Linked DNA regions of Homo sapiens: region 1 is linked to region 2. Evidence: chromatin loops called from intact Hi-C (ENCODE). Cell type or tissue: K562. All regions are shown on one strand. Each heading gives the region's core, and the rest is flanking DNA. Links, peaks and the distances in the headings are about the cores only.

Evidence for each region. A loop is a pair of places that touch in the nucleus more often than their neighbours do. Peaks named below come from ENCODE experiments on the same cell type or tissue, not always from the same donor. Only the 100,000 strongest peaks of a DNase experiment are listed, where the experiment ranks them.
Region 1: it touches region 2 in a loop (2.7-fold over the local background); 2 of 110 quality-filtered maps call a loop at or near these places.

What each region holds. Positions count from the first base shown.
Region 1 is chrX:11,365,112-11,375,411 of GRCh38, reverse strand. The region is part of intron 1 of ARHGAP6 (Rho GTPase activating protein 6); the gene reads left to right. Among named protein-coding and RNA genes, the nearest start is that of MIR548AX, 52 kb to the right of the region's middle. In K562, for the core only: a CTCF peak has its summit at 5,379; a DNase peak (open chromatin) is centred at 7,631.
Region 2 is chrX:11,263,045-11,273,344 of GRCh38, reverse strand. All of the region lies in intron 1 of ARHGAP6 (Rho GTPase activating protein 6), which reads left to right. Among named protein-coding and RNA genes, the nearest start is that of AMELX, 25 kb to the left of the region's middle. In K562, for the core only: no CTCF peak of the experiment used is centred there; a DNase peak (open chromatin) is centred at 4,114.

The DNA.
Region 1 (10,300 bases), core at 1,394-9,393, 100 kb before region 2:
TACAGCAACAACAACAACAAGCCCTTCAAATATAAATGTTTCATGTCATTGCTTTTTCAACTTATATTTATTTTGTATGATTCTAATAAAGTAAGCATTTGATCAGTTGCAGAACTTTCATGTATGGACATTGCAGAGAATGATGTTGCTGATAATGAAATGGCATAATGTGTGTAAAACTCAGGTTCTTAGTCTTTTTAAGCCCCAGAACAAATCTGTTCAGAATAAGATCTAAGTTATACATTTGCTCTCCAGAGGAATGTATATGAAGAAAATTTTGTATCTGCTTTCTGGAGGTTTCATTCATAAATTCATTCTATAAGTATTTACTAAGCATATATAAAGTGAACAAAAACAGAGATACTGTTCTAGGCATTAGGAATACATCAGTGAATAAAATACAATACTTTCTTTTAAAGAGATTATGCTGTAGAATAGGGAGACTGACAAGCCAATAAGTATATAATATGCCAGGTGGTAATACAGAAGATAAGGGGATAGAATGATGGAGGGGAGTCAGTAGGATGGTAGGGAAGCTTTCTCAAAAGGTGACAATCAGAAATATGACATAAAGGAGACCTGATATTTAAAGGATGAGTCAACCATTGTTAACGGCTTGCTATCACTTAGGTTCCTGTGTGGGAAGTCAATTTAGATAGTCAGACAAAGAAAGCCCTTTTTGTCTGTTAATGTGAAGAACAGGTTTTAGTTTAACTTCTTACGCATAGCAGTGAGTAACTAGAAATTAGCACATTCCAGGGACAACATACTCTTTCAGATTTATTTGATTTTCCAATATGGCTAAGCAAACATATGATTATTCATTGAAATAGTAGCTCCAGAGGTGGTATTAGATTGCCTACTTCTGAGGAATTAAGAGAAGAAATGGTTGCAGATAAATTTTAAAAAGCTAACACTTTAAATGTTATAGCACCTAGATATACAGCATTGTCCAATAGAAAATTTTGTGATGCTGGAAATATGTAATATCTGCCCTGTCCCAGTGAATAGTCTTCCTCAGAGGTTTTCTTTATAGCTTCCACATCTCTGTTGTTTGAGATGTCCCAAGGACCACAAAGATGGAATCTCCACCCTAGAGCCCACCTGAGAGGGAGTGACTACTCAAAGCCTCTTTACGAGCAAAACTGTGGCTCCTAAGTACCTGGCCAAGTCAACCACAGTCCTCCAGGATCTTGTTTTGAATTTTAAAGCTGCTCTCTCTTGGGCCCACTCCATATTACTACCACGGAGAGGGTAGCTAGGCCATAGTGCTTCTGTGAAGGAGGAAGAGCCCCTTCAAACTCCAGTCCTTTACCTCAACAGGCTTAGCTATAGGGATGTCTCCTCAGGCTTGTGTTTGTATCTTCAGATAATTTCCATGGGATATTGGTCTTGATTATTTTATTTTATGTTATATAGTCAAAAGGCTGATAATTGCTTGGTCTCAATAATAAGACATTGCCTCCTCACTGAAATATTAATCAGAATGGTAGGTGGCTGCTATCTCTGTAGAGTACCAATCAACTTAATCTCATTTGGATAAATTTTGAAAATGAAGGAAAGAAATGTGGCTACAAACACCATGTTTTATTTTTTAGCACCTGGAATCCCACTCCAAAGGAGATAAATTTATTTCACTAACCTTAGCAAACAAATCAAATTTACCCACTAACTCCACCTATGCCCACCCTGCCTAGGAGTTCACACTTGTTCAATCATTCCATTCCATTGCAGCCCAGGTGAAAAAGGCTGGTTGAATTTGAGATGTGACCTTTGCTTAAATTTCATCCCCAAAGTGTGCCCCTCAGAATGTCACATTCTTTTGGTAAATAGCCCTTTCAAAGTGAAGACACAATTATTTCATGTTATTTATATGCTTGAAATGCAGACCTTCTGTTTTTCAAATCCACAAAAGCAATGATTTAATTTTCAGTAGTTAGGAAGTACTTGGGTCAAATTTTAGCCACCTTGCTTCAGGATAAATATTACTATCATTTGCTTTTTTCTCTCTCTCTTTTTTTTTTAAACAATGTCTTTTTTATGAACTTGAGAGGGCTGGTGATGATTTTGTTTTGTTTTGATTTATTTTCCCCAAAGTAGAGAAAACAAGATCTCCTGTTTTACATTTTACTTTTTATTTTACTTACCAAGCAGGAATTTGTCGGTCTGTTGTCTCACCTACTAACATCTGTGTATCCTGGCATTGAAGATTGGGAATCACAAGCTCTTTAAAAGGCTGACACAGATGGGCAGAGATTTAGCATCCTAATTTTAAAAGTATATATATATATGTGTGTGTGTGTGTGTGTGTGTGTGTTTGTGTGTGTGTGTGAAAAAAATAGAAAATATTCATATTTAAAAATTTAGAATTATTAGAATCTTTAGTTTCATGGTTAGGGATTTGTATGAATAATTTTTATTTCAATATTTACATATGGCAAGCATTCTATAAACATTCCAAATTTTTTGTACCTGATAAGAAAGAAAAGAATAAAGCAATATTAATTGTGGTTGGCTTTTGAATTTCCAAAGTCTTTCCTTAACCTTTCAGCATCAGTAGAATTGTAAATCATTGTCCCAATTAAGTTAACAATAATTTCGTTTCTTTTCTTTTCTTTTTTTTTTTTTTTTTTTTTTTTTGAGATGGAGTCTCGCTCTGTCACCCAGGCTGCAGTACAGTGGCGCGATCTTGGCTCACTGCAAGCTCCGCCTCCTAGGTTCAGGCCATTCTCCTGCCTCAGCTTCCCGAGTAGCTGGGACTACAGGCGCGTGCCACCATGCCTGGCTAATTTTCTATATTTTTAGTAGAGGCAGGGTTTCACCGTGTTAGCCAGGATGGTCTCCATCTCCTGACCTCGTAATCCACCCTCCTCGGCCTCCCAAAGTGCTGGGATTACAGGCGTGAGCCACCGTGCCAGTCAACAATAATTTCTTAACCATTCTGTACAATTCACATAGCATGAGGAATATGAGATCAATATCCCAAAGTGAACATGATTTTTAAAAAATCCATTCTTTATTAATATTCACTTGGTATATATTTAATCACTGACTCATTAGTCAAGAAGTATCTGTAGTGAGAAAAATGTTTAGCTTTAAATACTGGTTTCATGTGGGAAAAAGTTAATATATAAACATATAGTCAGTATATACTTTATTTACTAAGAAAACACAATTTTGCTGAATTTTCCATCTGATTATAATGACACATCTAGATATTTTAATAATAAAGCTACAGCAAATACTTGAGGGTCTTTGAAAGGAGAAAGCAGGTTCTATATTTCAAAAGTAGCTTGGATATAAACTGCAAAATTATTTCTGCAGATGGGCTTGTTTCCCCTTTTGTTTTATCAACTTTAGATATTTATGTCTTAAAATTAACTAAAGCAGGACACAGAAATAACCCTCTTCTCCATTTAAATATATATTTTTTCATTTGGGTTCTAGATTCTCAAATGATTACACATATACATTGTTAAAAGCTTATGAGATACATTAAATCTAGATTAAAATGATAATATACTTTTACAGAGACATTTCCTGTAGTACTTACAGCAGAGTCGTGGATCAACTCATCTATTCCTAATTATTATGTAGATATTAGGATATGAGCATGAGCTCAAGTACTAGTATTTATTTTATGATATACTGGCAGAAATCAGAGCTGTTGAATATGTTTACTTGTTATCTTTTTCATTAAGTTTCCAATATATAAAACTAGGCATTATCTTTCTCATAAATAATATTTGATTAATTTGTTAGTGATTAACCATATACCAAAGGGATATTTGCATAGAAATTTTTATTCCAAATCTCTCCATTGTAGCTTTTAATTACCTCTATTAAGGATTATAGTAATTTAAAATTATTAAAGATATCTATGAATTCTTCAAACTAAATCACTGAAATGTCAATGCAAGCTTAATGGTTTTGTTGTTGTTGTTTTTGGTAAAGTAGCATGGTCTTTTAGTTAAGACCAGATAGTAAATATTTTAGGCTTTTCTGACCATAAGATCTCAGTCACAACTCTGCCATTTGAGTACAAAAACAGTCATAGACAATACACAAATGAATGTGCATGGCTGGTTCCAATAAAACTTTATTTACAATAACAGGTGATGGGCTGGATTTGGTCCATGGATTATAGTTTGCTGACCCTTGCTTAGAGGATAAATAGCTGTGTGCTTGTAGAACCAATCTGGTGAGGGAAACACTTAAGGGACCATGTTAATTTTAATGTTGCACATATCCTGGTTGCTGTTCTCTAGGAAATAGCCATCCCTCCAGTCAGATAATGAAAATATGCTGGTGATTTCTCTTCTTTCTGCATGGAAATCTTCTTAAGGGATTTTGAGAATTATCCATCAAGTGAGACCTATCAGTGCTCAGTGCAACCCTGGTGGAAAATATAAATTAGTTATTCCTACTATTTCTATAAGTAGGCCCTCCAGTCATTGTGATAGTTGGGCCAATCTTTGTTAAGAACATGTTGTTGTTGTTGTTGTTGTTGTTGTTGTTTGTAAGCATACTTTGAAAATGACCTGCCATGTAAGTGTCAAGAATAGTTAACTCAAGATGGAATCATGATTGACCTGTAGAGTGTGATGGGCCTCAGGAAGCATGCCCTGGTAGTTCTGTGAGTTCTCACTAGGGAGAGACATTTTATTATGTTCTTCATGCCATAGGTACTATGGTCTAAGCAAGTGTACAATGAATAAGTCAATGAATTAATCAATGGAAAATTATAGTCTATAGTGAGCTTTGAATTGTAGGAGGTAAACCTATAGCACATTGTCACTTCAAACTCAACATCCAGTTTTACAATGACTAAGTAGAGATTTTCTAGTAAGAAAATTATCCAAGTTTCTGATATCACTTTTATTCTTTCACTGGTGACTCTACCCAGAGAGAAAGAACATGGGTCCTACATTAGGACTGACATCAGAGGAAAGAGAAATGTTTATAGCCAGAAGGGACCTTGAAGATGAGGAAGAGAATAACAATTTTGATGACTGCAACAATGATGTTGACGCTATAGGTTTAAATAGTAAGTTGTTATTTACAAAATGCTGTTTCAGTCCTATCACTTTCCATGAGTTAAAACGAAGGTTTAGATTATGTGACTTTTGAAAGGCTAAAATAAAGTAAGTGAAACTGGAATACTTGGAATTCTGCTACCTGATACCCAATTAGGAAAAAGAGAAGGCAAAGTTTAAAACAAGGTCTAGGTTGATGAGTTGGTCTATTAAACTTTTCTATTTTTCTAATATTCATTCTCTTTCTTCTGGTAATTCTGGGTTTTAGAAGAGTATATACAATTGAATTGCTTCTGACTGCTGCTATTGACGCATGCTAACTAAAGGAGGCAGCCTCAGCCCAGGGAATTTAATCCAGTCAAGTGATAATTAAGCATCTATGAATTGGCATTAATTGCCAACTTTTGGCCCTTCCTGTAGATCTGTCCAAACCTTGATTGTAATTCCTGCATGTACTGACAACTTGATAGTTTAGCATATCCCAGTGTCCATTTTTAAGGCACTATCCAAAATATATCTCTGCTCATTACCCTTTGATATTTATCTAAACAAGTAACTTCTGATGTTAAGCTTTGAGTAAAACGGGGGAAATGGCAGGGAAGAACTGGGCAGAGAAAACGGGGGAGGAATTCAAACTACACTTGATAACTGTGATGATGACAATTTCAGCTACCACCAGTTTTGAACATTTACAATGAGGGAAGATAGTACTGTTTTATATTTATTATTTCATTTAATCTTCACATCATTCCTCTGAGATAATTGTTATTCTTTGTATCTCATATATAAGAAAACTGAGTTTTAGAGGGATCAATACATTGTGTAAGGTCACAAAGGTATGAGTGATGAGGGCAAGGTTTGACCTCAGCTCTGTGGCTTCTAAAGAGTATCCTGTTGAGCACTAAGCAATGTTATGTCATAATAGCTGGGCTCTAAGTCATGGCTAACTAGGAAAACTTGGAGACCCTTGTTACTCAAAGTGCTGTCCTCAGCCCAACAGTATCAGGAGCCCCATTCCAGACCTGCTGAATAGGATCTACATTTTCACAGAAGCCCCCAGTGATACATTAAAGCACACTAAAATTTGAAAAGCATGGCCCTAGGCTTTTCCTAGACAACCCCTGCCCAGTAGTCTGAAAGTCCGTAGAGATACTTTATCATCAGGAAGGGGAGTAGGCAAAAAAACAAACAAACAAACAAACAAACAAAAAACCTACCACAATGTCCTGTAAAAAGAAAGCTTTCTCCAGCTTCTGAAATGCACATGTAGAATTTTACAGAGGGGCTCAAGGGACCCGGGAGAATAGTGATTAGAGGGTCATTCAAACTGGGATACTTTTGAAAGGGAAAAGATCACTAGGAATAATTACCCTGGCACATTAGGCATGAACTGGAACTGCACTAAGCAAACTGGGACATATGGGCACCTAAGTCTTACTTGGTGAGAATCTACCAAAATATCAGGATTTTTTAGACTGTAAAACATGAAACCAGAGAGACAGGAAATTTAAAGTCTACAAATTTAAAAGGGTGACAATTAGTTATTGATTAAATTATTTTATTCCACAAATATTTATCAAGCTCTTTCCTTCTTTGTCAGGTACTTTATAAGCTACAGAGATATGAGATGGACAAGACACAATAGAACTTAACAGGACTAGGTAATACCCTTTAAGCTTGACAACAGCAATATTAGGAAACATAAAATTAGAGTTAACTTCATGGAAGTCATAAATTGCAAGCATCCTGGTTCTATTTCTATCCTGTATCTTAAGAAGTGATATAGTCTAATATTTTAATTCATGGAAGATGAATCCAAATGTGATAATTAAGGCAGGTTGGGAAGTTAGAATTGGAGGAGGAATAAGAATGCTATTTTAGATGATAGCCAAAACCATGCCCTCCCTAATATGTCACGGGGATCTTCTGACAGATATGGAACCCTGGGCCAAATGGGCCATAATGAAAATTAGAACACATGTAAGCTTTGGAGTTTATCATCTTTTGTGTGTTTTAGAAAAGAGTATTTATCCTAGGGCTTTGTTCACCCTGAGCTGTATCTTGTAAATGAAAAGTACAATGTGTGCATCTTCCATGCCGAAAAATAAACAGCAACCTTACCCTTTTGTAAACAGTAATGCAATATGCTCAAGCAAGATTTACAGATGCATCCGTTTAGATAAACAACAAGAATCCTTATTAACAATTAGTCCTCATGCAAGACCCACGGCAATCTGTGCTACATAGGAAAACTATTTTACGATCACCATGCTTTCTCCAGTGCCTAGGACAGAGTCTAATGCACAGTATAGATCAGTCAAAACTTGTGGGTTTAGTAAATGAGTCAGACGGCATTTCAGGGATGCTGAAAGAGGAGAACAGTGTAGTCCTTCCTGCTTTAATTCTTTTTGCAGAGTGCAGAATTGGTTGAAGGCAGTTCACGTAGATAGTTCCAGGTCAGTGCAGGAAACCAGGAAGGAGAGGGCAAGAATTGACCTTGTTGCTTTGCCAACTGACTCTTCTATTCTGGTTTTGTTTCCTTCATCTGGAGAAGCAGATGTGCCTGCCTGATAGGGCGGAAGCCTGGAAGTCCCACAATCTGGAGGTAACATCCTGGTCTCTCAAACTTCCTGGGTGATTCATTAGCCAGCCACAAGCACAAGATCTGTCACTTCCAGAAACTTAGCCCCATCAATGTTCTTATGATATGAGCTTAAGATCCAGAACAAATAACAATAATTGGGAAATTTTAAATGACCATATTATTTATATATAATACTTTGTGAGGTTAAAACAAGCTCACTTAAAACTTTAAATATCCTTTGTTATAGCTAGTTCCACATGAAAGTACTGGGTCAATTTGTCCTTGTAGTCAAAGATTCATCACAAATGAAATTCAAGTATGGGCAGCACAGGCCCCATTTCCTCCCATCTCAGAGGCAAAGGCATCTGTCATCCTGTCCAAATCCCATGCAGTTCTGCTTCATCAGGGTCACTCCAGATAGCATCATGTTAACTCTTCCCCAGCTTCAACTTCTACACTCTCAGTCATCTTGTCATGTCAAAACCCTTCCTTGAGCAAACCTCTTCTGAAAGCCATCTCTTTTTTGCAACTAAATCTCTCATAAGAATAGTTTACACTCAAAGCTAGTTCACATGCTCATCTATCTACTCCTGAACTCTCTGCTATCTGGCTTCTACCCCATCATTCCTTTGAGTCTTCTGTCTTCAGGGTTATAGGCAACTTTGCTGCGAATTCAGGAGAGTGAGTCCTTATTGCATGTTACCTCTGGAACCTCTGAATCCAGCTGTTTTTTCCTGACAACGTCTTTTCTTCCCTTTTCCATAACTCTATTATTTCTCCTCCTACCTCTGGGAGTAATATGTCTTGCTCTCCTTTGAAGGCATGTTATTCCTCACCTGCTCCTTAAACATACTTCCATCTTAGGCCTCTTCTCCTCTCACTGTAGACACATTTCTTTCACCCTTTTATCAATTCTGTGGCTTAGGCTACTACTTTGTTTTATGTTCTTCCATGTTGCAAGGAACAGAGACACACTTGGTTATTTCAGGTAGGAGATATCCATTGTAAAGTTACACAGGAAAGAACTTAAAAGGGGAAAAACATCTTAGCCCTTGTGAAAACTGAACACCACCCCATGCAAGACTCAAAGGAAACTCATCCCTGTGCAAAGTATGACTCTAGTAACATTCGACATTTACCAGGCTGTAGACTTGATGCTAACTAGCTTTCTCTCTTTCTCCCCACCTCCCTCACTTACCCACGTCGCTCTAGTCTACTCTCAAATACCTTTCGTTGACTTTTCTTCTCTTTCCCTCATGGCTTCTGCTCCTTCATGACATCTGATGTCTCTTGGTTTCTGCTATCTCTCTATCTACCCATAATTTCTTGATAGATACAATTTATTCTATAACTTAAAACATTGCAATAATTTTTATATTTGCTTTCCTTCTGCTTTCAATGCCTTCTGGAACTAGGTGGAATCTGAATGTATGTATGTATAAACGAATGAATGAAATATTGAATCAGATCTACTAACTTTGTCTTTGTATCCTCACTGGCTGCCCATGATGTCATAGTTGCCAGTTAATGAGTACTATATAACTGCCATTATGCCACTTACACATTTCTTCAACCTTCACACATTCTTAAGAAGAGATGGTTTTATGGACTGAATGTTTGCGTCCCACCAAAATTCCTATGTTGAAGCCTAGCCCTACAGCCAGTGTGATGCTATTTGCAGGTAGGGCCTTTGGGGAGTGATTAGGTTTAGCTGAATTCATGAGAGTGGGGCTCCCATGATGGGATTAGTGCCCTTATAAGAAGAGGAAGAGACCAGACCTTGCTCTTTCCCTGCCATGTGAGAACACAGTGAGAAGGTGGCTGTCTGCAAGCCAGGAGGAGATCCCTCATCAGAACTGAACTCTGCTGGCACCATGATCTCAGATGTCCAGCCTCCAGAACTGTGAAAAGCAAATGATATTTTGTTTTGGCAGCCAAGGCTGACTAAAACCAGTGGTATTCCTCTCCCATTTTTTAATGTATAAAAAACTATGGCTCTCACAGATGAAATTGCTTTCCTTAGATCACAATGCAAGTGGTAAGGCCAGGAATTGGAACCCCAATACCTGAATTATTTTATGGTTTTCTGCATTCATTTTATAAAACAATAAGCCAAAAGATAAATGAACAATTATTTTTTAATGAACGTGAATATGACGTATTTAATGAATTTTATCTTTTTGTTCTGCTTTTCTATTTTGGTCTACATGACAATAACACATCACTATAGGCATATACGTTACTTAATATTGCTAAGGCATTAATCAAGATATATTTTGATAATAGTGATTAAAATAAGAATTGATTGATCTTCTATGTCTCTAGAATTTTTAGCTTGTGAAAATACAAACCAAGAGGGAGAAATGACTGTCTTTAAATTTGTAAGGCCTACTGGATAGGTCGAATGAATTTGAAGACATTTGTCTGCAAGTAACAGAAGACTCCCCCTCCATTGGAAATAAACAGTAATGAAATTTCCATCTAAGATGACAAGAAGTCCAGCATGGCCTACGATCTGGGTACCATACAGAATGTCAGGATGTTGGGTCCTTCTCTCTGCAGGCTCTGTCCTGCTCTGTGTATTGTTGGCTTTGCTCTCAGGCTGGTACCAAGATGGCTGCATCAGTTTCAGACATCACATTGAGATGTGACACTGATCAGAGGGAGAAGTACAGTTTAT
Region 2 (10,300 bases), core at 801-8,800:
GGCATGGAAGTCAAGAAAAATGACTCATTAAAATAAAAATTTTTAATAATTTTTAAAAATCAGATTACCATATAATTGATTTTTTTGTAACTGTTTTCAAAATGGTCTTCATATTGCCACGTTAATTTATCAAATACTTGGAACATGCTTTTAGGGATTTCATGACTTTCTCCTTCAAAAGTTGGCCCCGCTATTTGCTTTATTTACCAAAAAAAAAGGGTGAGGTTTGGGGAGGGGTGTAGGGAAAAAGCAATCAAAACCTGGGTCTATCAGCGCATGTGACACGTTCATTTATCATAAGTGTTACATGCATAGCTCTCTCCTCCCTACAGGACTATTTTATCTCCACTTTACAGAGCAGGTAATTGAGGCTTAAAAGCGTTGGATACTCACATGGCTAGTTATATGCTGAACTTGAATTCAAACACAGGCAGCCAGAAGGAGAGTCCTCCCTGTAACCACTGTGCTATAACACTGCATCCCATTTGAATGAAACAGTGGCAAAATGAACAGATAAGATGAAAGCTGCTTAACTGTGCTACTGTTCAAAATATTCCCCATCACATCTATGGCAGAGCTCATGGAAAGTGACATCTGGATCAAGCCTGTGCACGTGAAAAACAATTTTAAATTATGGATGTATGTGCTTGGAGACTTAATCTCTTAATTGGTAGCATTGTTAAGTTTTCTTTCTGCTGTCAATGGAAGAGAAAGGAAAAAAAGAATCTGAGCTTTGAGATGAGGGCACGTTATGCTCTCGGTGTGGGAGAAATCTGGCAGAATCAGTCAATGAAGGAATATATGGAGAGTGCAGTCATCACATGAGTATGTGGAAGGGTGCAAGAAATGAGGAGTGGAGGCAGGAGGGAGGGAAGCAAAGGTACATGACAAATTCTTAGTGGAATTTGGAGAAAAGTTATGGATCCTGGAAAAAGTTCAAGGAATTTGTCTTCCCTGATAGTTTCATTAAGCTCTGGCCATTACAATGGTTCTCAACCTGGACTGCACCTTAGAATTTTGGGGAAAGCTTTATAAATATATCATTGTCTGAGCCCCAACCCCAGACAGTCTAATTGACTTGGTCTATACCTGTGCTGTCCAATACAGTAGCCACTATCCACCTGTGGTAATTTAAATTTGAATCAATTAACATTAAATACAATTACCAATTCAATATTCAGTTTCTCTGGCCATATCTCAAGTGCTCATTAGCCACGGGTGGCTAGTAGCCACCTTAGCAATTAGTACTGTTAACAAAAATGTCCATTGTTATAGAAAAGTCTATTGGACCATGCTGTTCTTGGGGAGAGGGACATGGTCATAAAAATTTTTGAAAACTACAGCAAGTAATTATAATGTGCAATGAACTTAGAGAACTGTTGGTCCTTGGAGAATACATTTGTTCTAAAATGTATCACCACTTGTATCTGAGGTCATTTTGCTTTGGAAGATGATTCTGAAAATATCATTAATGCTAGACTTTTTCTGCAGCCTAGAAATGTAGCCGCATATATTTTTATTTAAAGCAGCTTGCTTGCTCATTTACTCTACAAGATTTAGATGAGTTAACTACCAGACTGCAACTAAAAATGAATAACTTGCTTTTCCCCACTTAGAATGAAGTGGTACAACAATTCATGTAGATTTTGAATTACTTATTAAAAGAGTTTAATAGGATAAATTATCTTACAGTAAAACCGAGAGGCTCATTGTCCACAGCTCACATTTTAGGCAACAGATTAGAAGCAACGTCTATATATTTGATGATATCCAAAATTAATTTATTAACTTAATATGTTTATGAAGTCGCATGTAATTTTGAGGAAATTGTTTTCCTTTCTCATTAGAGAAGAACCCCACTGAGAAGAGACTTTTGCAAAGTGCCAAAGTGCAATTGATGAAACACAATGTCACCAAATATAGCATTGAAATGAGAAAGTGGAAAGGAATTCACTTTGGCATTTTTTATTTTGCCTAGTTTGTTTGGCCTAAGAGTTTTCAAGCTCCTAAATACGATATTCTTCTATCCTTAAGGCTTGTTTTATATCCTGCTGATTTGTAAATATCTGACTTGGGATTGGGTTCTTCAGTTTGAGGTGACAGTACTTCAGCATCCCTGTATCTTTTAGGTAATCTTGCTCTGAAATCCATTCCATGTTTAATGAGCAGTGAATATACCCATAACAGAATAAATGACCTGCCCTACAAAGAGTTCACATGACATCTTACCTAGAATGAGTGCCCTCTTATCTGAGTTTCCTTCTTATTTCAAGAAACCTGAAGCATCCAACCTTATAACTCAGCGTTCCTCACTACATGAGTAGAAGGAGCAGCTACAAAATAAGTACCATTCTCTGCAGTGTGGTAGAACCAGCGATATACAGATTTCTCCATAAGAATCAAGATAAAATGCTTTTCTCTAGGTCAACCCTCCTGGGCACCTAAAATGAGATGCAAATTTCACACTCTGTACTCAAAGGTATTTCTCCAGCTATAATCTTGGGCTTAATTTTCTGGGGATCCATATTTATTGGAAAAAGAGAGGGACTCTCATAAAGAAAGAATTCCTAGAGTCAGCTTGTTTTATTGCTGCCTAGACTCGCTTCTTATCAGTTCATTCCACAGGTAGAGCCTCCGTTTACCGGTTACATTGTAGACTCAGTTTGCTTCCTCTCTTTATCCCCTTCCTATCAGTTCTGCACCACTCGGCCTCATTCATCTTTCCTAAAACATCTCTTTCATGGTGTTACACCCCTACCTAAAACTGAGAGTGGCTAGTTCTACTTGTAAAGGATCTGGCATCCAGGAGGTTTTCTAACATGGCTGTTCCTTTTTTCTTTAAATGAAATACCTGTCCCTCTCCTTATTCCTGGAGGTCATTGCCCCATCTATTGGCTTTCTTTTCTCTGTTTCATCCTGGTGCCCTGCCTCTGTTTCTGCATATTTCTGTGTCTCAATTCCACAGGGCTTTGAGCCCTGAGCTGTCATCTATGTATTTACCAAAATTCTCCCAGTTGCAGAGAGGCCTTCCAGTCTCTGTTGGATGCTCTGTGTCATACTTACTTTGTTTATAGGTCTTCCAAGGAAGTGAATAAAGAAAAGGTTGCTGGCATGCTGTGATATTGCCTAGGGGTTAAAATTATTGCATTTGAAAACAGACTGCCTGGGTTTGAGTGCCAACTCTTTACTTGCCAGTTGTGTGACTTCTGGCAAGCTCTTTACGCTTTACGCTCTCTTTGTTTCAACTTTCTTATCTGCAAAATAGAGATAATTCTAGTGCCTGCCTCCTAGAGGATAGCGTATTCATGGAGACAATAAGTACTCAGTAAATTTTAGTTGTTCTTTATTGTGGTTTTGACTGTTTCAGATTCATGGTCTTAAATAGCTTTCCAGTTACTAGATTTGCTTTGATGGTAGAGTTTAGATCTGAAGGATCCAAAACATTCTCTCCGTGCAAATAGGTCACAGTAGCATCAGAAGGACGCTAGCAATTAGACCAAGGTCAGGGTGCTAGGAATGGGGAAAGGACGGACAGCTACAGTTAAGGAAGCAAATGGCAGCAATGAGAGAATATACATTGGCTTATCACCTAGCCCCTGGAAGTTCTGAGCAATACAAAGATAGAGTCTGATGGTTAAACTGATGGTACCACATTTTCACTGAGCACTGTAAGGCAGCAGATGAACTAAAATGTCTCTCACAATTTGCATTTTTATATATAGTCTTAAAAAATATTAAGACCTTACATGCGAACTCTATGCTACACTCAAAAAAGGTTACCAGGACCAATGGAAGGTTTATCAGTAATGAATATAATCTAAATGAAATTTCACTGTGCCATTTTATGAGTCAGTCATGATTTTGAAAGATAAAAGCATTACCTATTTCTAACCATTGGCTATATATTATTCAAAATCTGAAGGATGTCATTAGAAATATATTTGTCTTCTTTTATATTAAAGACTTTCTACATGCTCAGCAAAACAATATATAAAGAGCAATTTTTACTTTACCATCCAGTTGATCAACTACTCTGTTTCCAAGTGAGAATGTAGGAAGGGACGAAATGAGTCATGATGTCGTTCAGTGGGGAGAAGTATAGGAGGAGTTTCAAGCGCAAGGGCTCCAGATCAGGCTGCTTAGATTTATTATCTGTGTTCATATGGGAAGTTCAGGAAAGTGAGGTCAGCTGCTATATCAGATACATCCCCAAATTTCACAACATAAGTCTATTTGTCATTCATACTGTTAGATTGGCCACAATTGGTGGGACAGCTGTGCTCCAAGCAATGATTCTGAACCTGGGCTGCTTCTTCCTTTCATTCAGCTGGAGGTAGGGTGGGCTGGATTTAGGTTGAGACATTGGGGCAACTAAACCTTTCACGCTGGCTATATTGCCTCTCCACGTGGTCTCTTCAACATAGTGGCTACACCTATGTCATGGGGGCTCAAGGGTCCTATGAATGCAAAAGCAGAAGTTTCCATGCCTTCTTATGTCTCAGGTCCAGAATGGGCTTGGCATCCCCTTCTGCCACATTCAGTTGGTTAAAGTAACTCATAGAGCCAGGCGGGCTTGAAGGGCAGGGGACTACACTAGGCAAAGAACACTGAAAAATGTGGTCCACTCCTGGGACTACCACACATGGCTATGCAGGTTGCCTGGATGCTGTCTCCAGGTTTTTATGGACTGGGGCTAGAAATGAAGCTTGTCACTTCCTCTGACATTCCATTAGCTAGACTCCAGTCATATGACCACTATTAACTGCAAGAGAGGCTGGGAAATGTAGACTAGCTGAATGCCCACGAAAAAGGGGCTACGGGCTTCATGAGCAGTCAGTGTTTTCCTCACTGTGCGCCATCCATTTCTGTGCCTCCATCACTTCCTCTATAAAATGAAATTGTTGGAGGCAGTGAATACATGGCACACATGAAGTGCTTAGCACCTAATACATGCTCAGTAAACTTCTACTGTTATCATTCACTATTATGTAGTGGCTATTTGATTTTATTCCATCTAAGTAAAAGCACACCGCACTGGATACCAGGCTAAGGAATTTGGACTTTGTCCTGGAGCTAAGGAGGAGACATCAAAGGGTTTTAGGCAAAAGAGTACTGTAATCAGAAATGTATTCACTCAAAAAGTTTGACAGTGATTCTATGATATTTTTGCCTTAAATGTGCAAAATATCACCAGTGATATAAACAGAAATAATCCAGAATAAGAGCCAAGAAGAAGGTGGAATGAATGCTTAATGGCATAGATTCTTAGGCTATAAATTGTTTCTTGGTATGCTTAGATATGGAGGGTTAAATGGGAAAAAAATGACCATTGTGCTCTCAGCACTTTTTGTGATTAGCGAAACTCTTCCACAGATGGAACCTTTTAGTTGCTTCCTGATATTTATTTCCAAGGCTCTTTCAGTGACTCTTTGGTCTCTTATTGGTTTTACTTAAAGAGTTGTTATTTAAATCTTAAAAAGGATTCCTTATCTTTATGTTTTGTTTTTCTGGTTTGAATGCATTTTCCAAAGAATACCAAATATACACACCTTCTCCATTATTTCTGCACTTCCTCTTAAGGCCTGCCTTGCTTCCACTCTTAAAACAGACTAGGAATTTCACAAGATGTTGTCTCTCGGGATTATTTGAGATTATTCACTTAGTCACCTTCTTACGAAACATTTATTGACCTGACAGTGTATGTCTCCATCAAATAATTGATTTAACAGACCACTCTAGTGTTAGGTAAACATTCTTATTTCATCACTGTCTCTTCCTTATTAGATACTTATAACATGGCTCCTACTAGTACTGACTCTGAACTGTGGTTTTGTCTTCCAGTTAATTTGTAAGCTCATAGTGGTTGGGATGACAGCCGCATTACTTATGAGCTGTGAATCTTTGAGCAAGTCACTTAACTCCTCTGCGCTTCTGTTTCCTCATCTGTAATATGAGGATAATAATGTAACCTACTGCTAAGAATTATTTTGATGGTTAGATAAGTCAGTGCCCATAAAATGCCTAAAACAATGCCTGACACTTAGTAAGTGCTCAGTCAGAACTACATGTTGCTGTCATCTATTTATAAACTAAAGGATCATTTGCCTAATAATAAAAAATGAATTACATATTTATCAATTTCATGTGAAATAATATATTAAGATATTAGATATATTGATATTAAGATATTAGATATCTTTAAATGAGGATGTAACTTCCATTGATGAGTATCCAGTATGAGCCATGTTGACTGTCTACTGGAATAATGCGTATTTTCAACATCAGTTTTTAGGATAGTGGTGGTGGAGGTATGTGCAGTAACAGGTAGATTTTACTCTGAATCTCTGTTTAAGTTTAATCATTCTAGTAAAGAAAACCACCTGGAATATTTTACTGCTTTAAAATTCCTTCCTTAGCAGCAGCAGCAGCAGAGGCTATGTGTGGCTTACATGATTAGTTTCACAGAATCCTAGTAAAAGCATACCGAGTCCTTAATTTTGAATCAGTAAGATCTTCCATGAAATCATTTCCCGGTTTGTAAATTATAATCACAGTGATTCTTTTGTTGGAATTCACTTGAGACCCATGAGAGAACTATAACTTCCTATTGACTGGGAAACAAAGATGTCTTTTCGAGTTGTATTTGGTTCAGTGCCATGTGGAATGCATGGAGATCAAGGTAATTCGCGATTGGAATTAATCTTCCCTTTTCTCTCTGCTCTTCATGGATGCCACCCCCAACCCCCACCCCAACCTGAACCCTCTTAGATATGGCCATGTGGGTATATTCACTCTGACCTCCACACCCTCTGTTCAGGAAATGAACAACTTCTCAAGGACTGCTGTCCCACAAAGAGGATAAAATACAGAGCATGTGTTATGCTTCAGTGTGAAAGAGAATGAAAACTTTTGCTTTTTAGTGTGTGTGGCTAGTGTTAGAAAAATGGAGTCAGTAGTTTTAAAATATAATTTAAGAACTGAGAATTTGTCCTAAACAAAGAAGGCATCCTATGTGCTTTATCTTGCTCTCAGGGGTTTCACCAGTGGCTTCCAACATTCTTTGGTTGATTCCTAATAAGGACAGTTTGCACAGTTACAATCCAATTACCGTTTGTAGATCCCTGTGGAAAAGAGGATTTTTTTTAGAGGAATCCTTTTCTAACTCGAGTATATTTCTTCAAAATACTCTCATTCTTTTTGTCCCTTCCCTCCCCTCTTTCCTCCTCCCCAACTCTCTCTCTCTCTCACCCTCTCTCTCTCTCTCTCTCTCTCACACACACACACACACACACACACACACACACACACACAGGCACACACGCATACAAACACACGCACTCACTCATTTGTGCACTTACTCAGGGACACAGCCTGCCTCTGTTCTGAAAGGACAGGAACTTCTCAATGATCCGATGAAAAGATTGCATATTTTTGGTCCCAAGATTCACAGTAGCGGAGGTCTCTGGCAACAAAAGGTATCGTGGGAGTCACAGCTATGCCAGCTGGGCCATTTCTCAGACATTCAATATGATCTGCCATTTCAGGATGCATTTTTTACCAAAAAAATAATTTTTTTAAAACAGACTCAACTTCCTACTGCAAGCTTAGTTCAGTTAGATTAGAGAGGACAGCAAAGACGCGGCTGATTATAATTTATGGGTAAGCAATATAAATATCTATACTTACACTACTTTTTCAGAAAATAATTGTGATAAAGTTTTGTGATTCTTTCACATCCATCTTGTGATTTAGGAAGAAAACTGGAATGATCAGTGTCTGAGATGTGTGACAGCTAAAAACTGTCTGTGTCAATATGGATTTATGAGAACCTTATTTTTAGATTAATGATGTGGCAGCTTGAAATGAGCAAACTCAAGCAGGAAAGGATTGTGTCATGATTAACAGAACAGCATAATTGAGCTAATTTCTGTAAAAGATTCGGGCACAGGCTGTTTTGAAGTCTGAAAGGGTAAAGTGGTTTATCTTTCCCTCTTAACTTCTTGAATATGGGTGCAACATTTTAGTTGCTGTGGCTGTGATAAATATGGGTTTAGGGGAACAGTTTGGATATTAAATAAGGCTAATAATACATCGGATGTGCTTGTGCTGTCTTTTACAAAAGAGGAAACTTTAAGCCTCTGAATTTTTAAACACTGTCTGGCTTTCATTATTATAAGGGTATGTCTCATAATGAAAGGGCTTGGTGGTGGAAAGAGGGGAACATGACCCTGATGTCCCAGATCCCATTATGCCACTGCAGCTGCTTTGCTCATTTGTAAAGTTAGAGGTTTGGATTGGTTTATCATGAAATGTTATGAAATACATATAGTGGTTATGAGTCTAAATTCTAGAACCTAAAGCCTGGCTTCAAATCCTAACTCTGCCACTTAATTGGTGTGTGCTCTTGGCAAGTTACTTAAGTTCTGTGCCTCAGTTTCTTCATCTGAAATATGGGAATAATGATGGTAACATAGTCCTTAGGTTGTTGTAAGAATTAAATGAGATAATATAAATAAAAGGCTTAGAACAGTAACTAGCAGAGAGCGGACCATCTATAAATGTGAGCAGTATCTTCAAGGTCTAATCTATCTCCGGAGGTCGTTCTAATTTCAGTGAACTAAATTTAATTAGAGAAAGACAAGTAGAACCATCAGCTGCTGGCCCTGTCATTAAGAAATTTCTAATTCATGCCAGTGTTTCCAGTTTTTGCAACCCTGAGATTTGTGCAGGCCATCTTACCTTCTTCCTCCCATCCAAGACTCGAGAGAAGCTTAGAACTGAGAATTAAATTGATGGCCATTAGAAAAGTCCACAATTCAACTGGGACTACACAGAAATGAAATTGACCTTTTGCTCTGACGTTTTTGCCCTTGAGGACTTCCAGTATGTCCCCTCTATGCTAACCACTGGAAAGGTTCTTTCCACTGGAAACAAGATGTAAGTGACATTTGATTTTTTAGATGGTGTTAGCCCAGCCCTGGGTTTGACAATGTTCATTTCTACTTCTTTAGTTTATCGGTAACCCAGGTGAACAGGCCATTTGCAGATAACCACTTCTATTTCATGCTAGCATTTGCATATTTTCTAATATGCTAAATTATGTTGTTTGATTTTTTTTTTTACAGGCTCTCTGGGATGTTTCTCAGAGACAAAATCTTAGGAGAGGAGGAAAATGGTGATGGCAAAAGGCAGATCCTAATCATAGATGTGTCTTTACTTTTAGTCCAGTCCAGGGGTCAGCAAACTTTTTCCATAAAGGGCCAGATGGTTACCTTTACGGAAGGGCAGCTTCATGGACTGTGCAGTCTCTGTTGCAACAACTCAACTCTGCAATTGTGGCCTGTAGGCTGCCACAGAAAATAACAATGAATGAGTGTGGCTGTGGTTTTCATAAATCAATAAAACTTGATTTATGAAAACAATCAGTAGGCAGTACTTGGCTCCCCGGCTAGTCAGCTTGTATCAGCAAAATCCCTGTCATCATCCCCATTTCATAGATGAGGAAAATGGGGCATGGGGAATGTAAGTAGCTTGCTAAAAAGCCACATGGCTGGCTAGTAAGTGGCAAAACTGGGACTCAAACTCAGGCAGCCCAGCTTGCCACCCCTTGCTTTTAGCCACCAGGCTATGCTATACCTATGTCAACCAGTCTCTGCCTGGGCTGCTGGGCTCCCAAAACCTGCCTGGCTCATTCCCTCACCTCCTTAAGGGTTGGTGCAAAAATCATGTTCTCTGTAAGGCTGTCCTGGTAGCTCATGCAGCACTCCTATTCCCCTCACCCTGTGCTACCTCCTTCTCTATCTCTTATCACCTTGTAAAACTTGCTGTGTAATTCAGCACACATTTCTTAAGAGTTTTTGGTGTCTCTAATACTTCCAAGTTAAGATGCTGTGTTAGGTCCTTCTTGTATCACCATAAAAATACCTGAGACTGCGTAATTTATAAAGAAAGGAAAAGAGGTTTAATTGGTTCACAGTTCTGCAGGCTATACAGGAAGCATGGTGGTGTCATCTGCTCAGCTTCTAGTAATGCCCTTGGGTAACTTGTACTCAGGATGGAAGGCAACAGGGAACCAGCCTGTCACATGGTAAGAGCAGAAGCAAGAGAGAGAGGGAAGAAGTGCCATGCCCTTTTAAAAAACCATATCTCACATGAACTCAGAGCAAGAATTCACTATTGCAAGGACAGCACCAAGATATTCATGAGGGATCCACCCTCATGACACAAACACCTCCCACCAGGCCCCACCTCCAACATTAGTGATTGTATTTCAACATGAGATTTGGAGGGGACAAACATC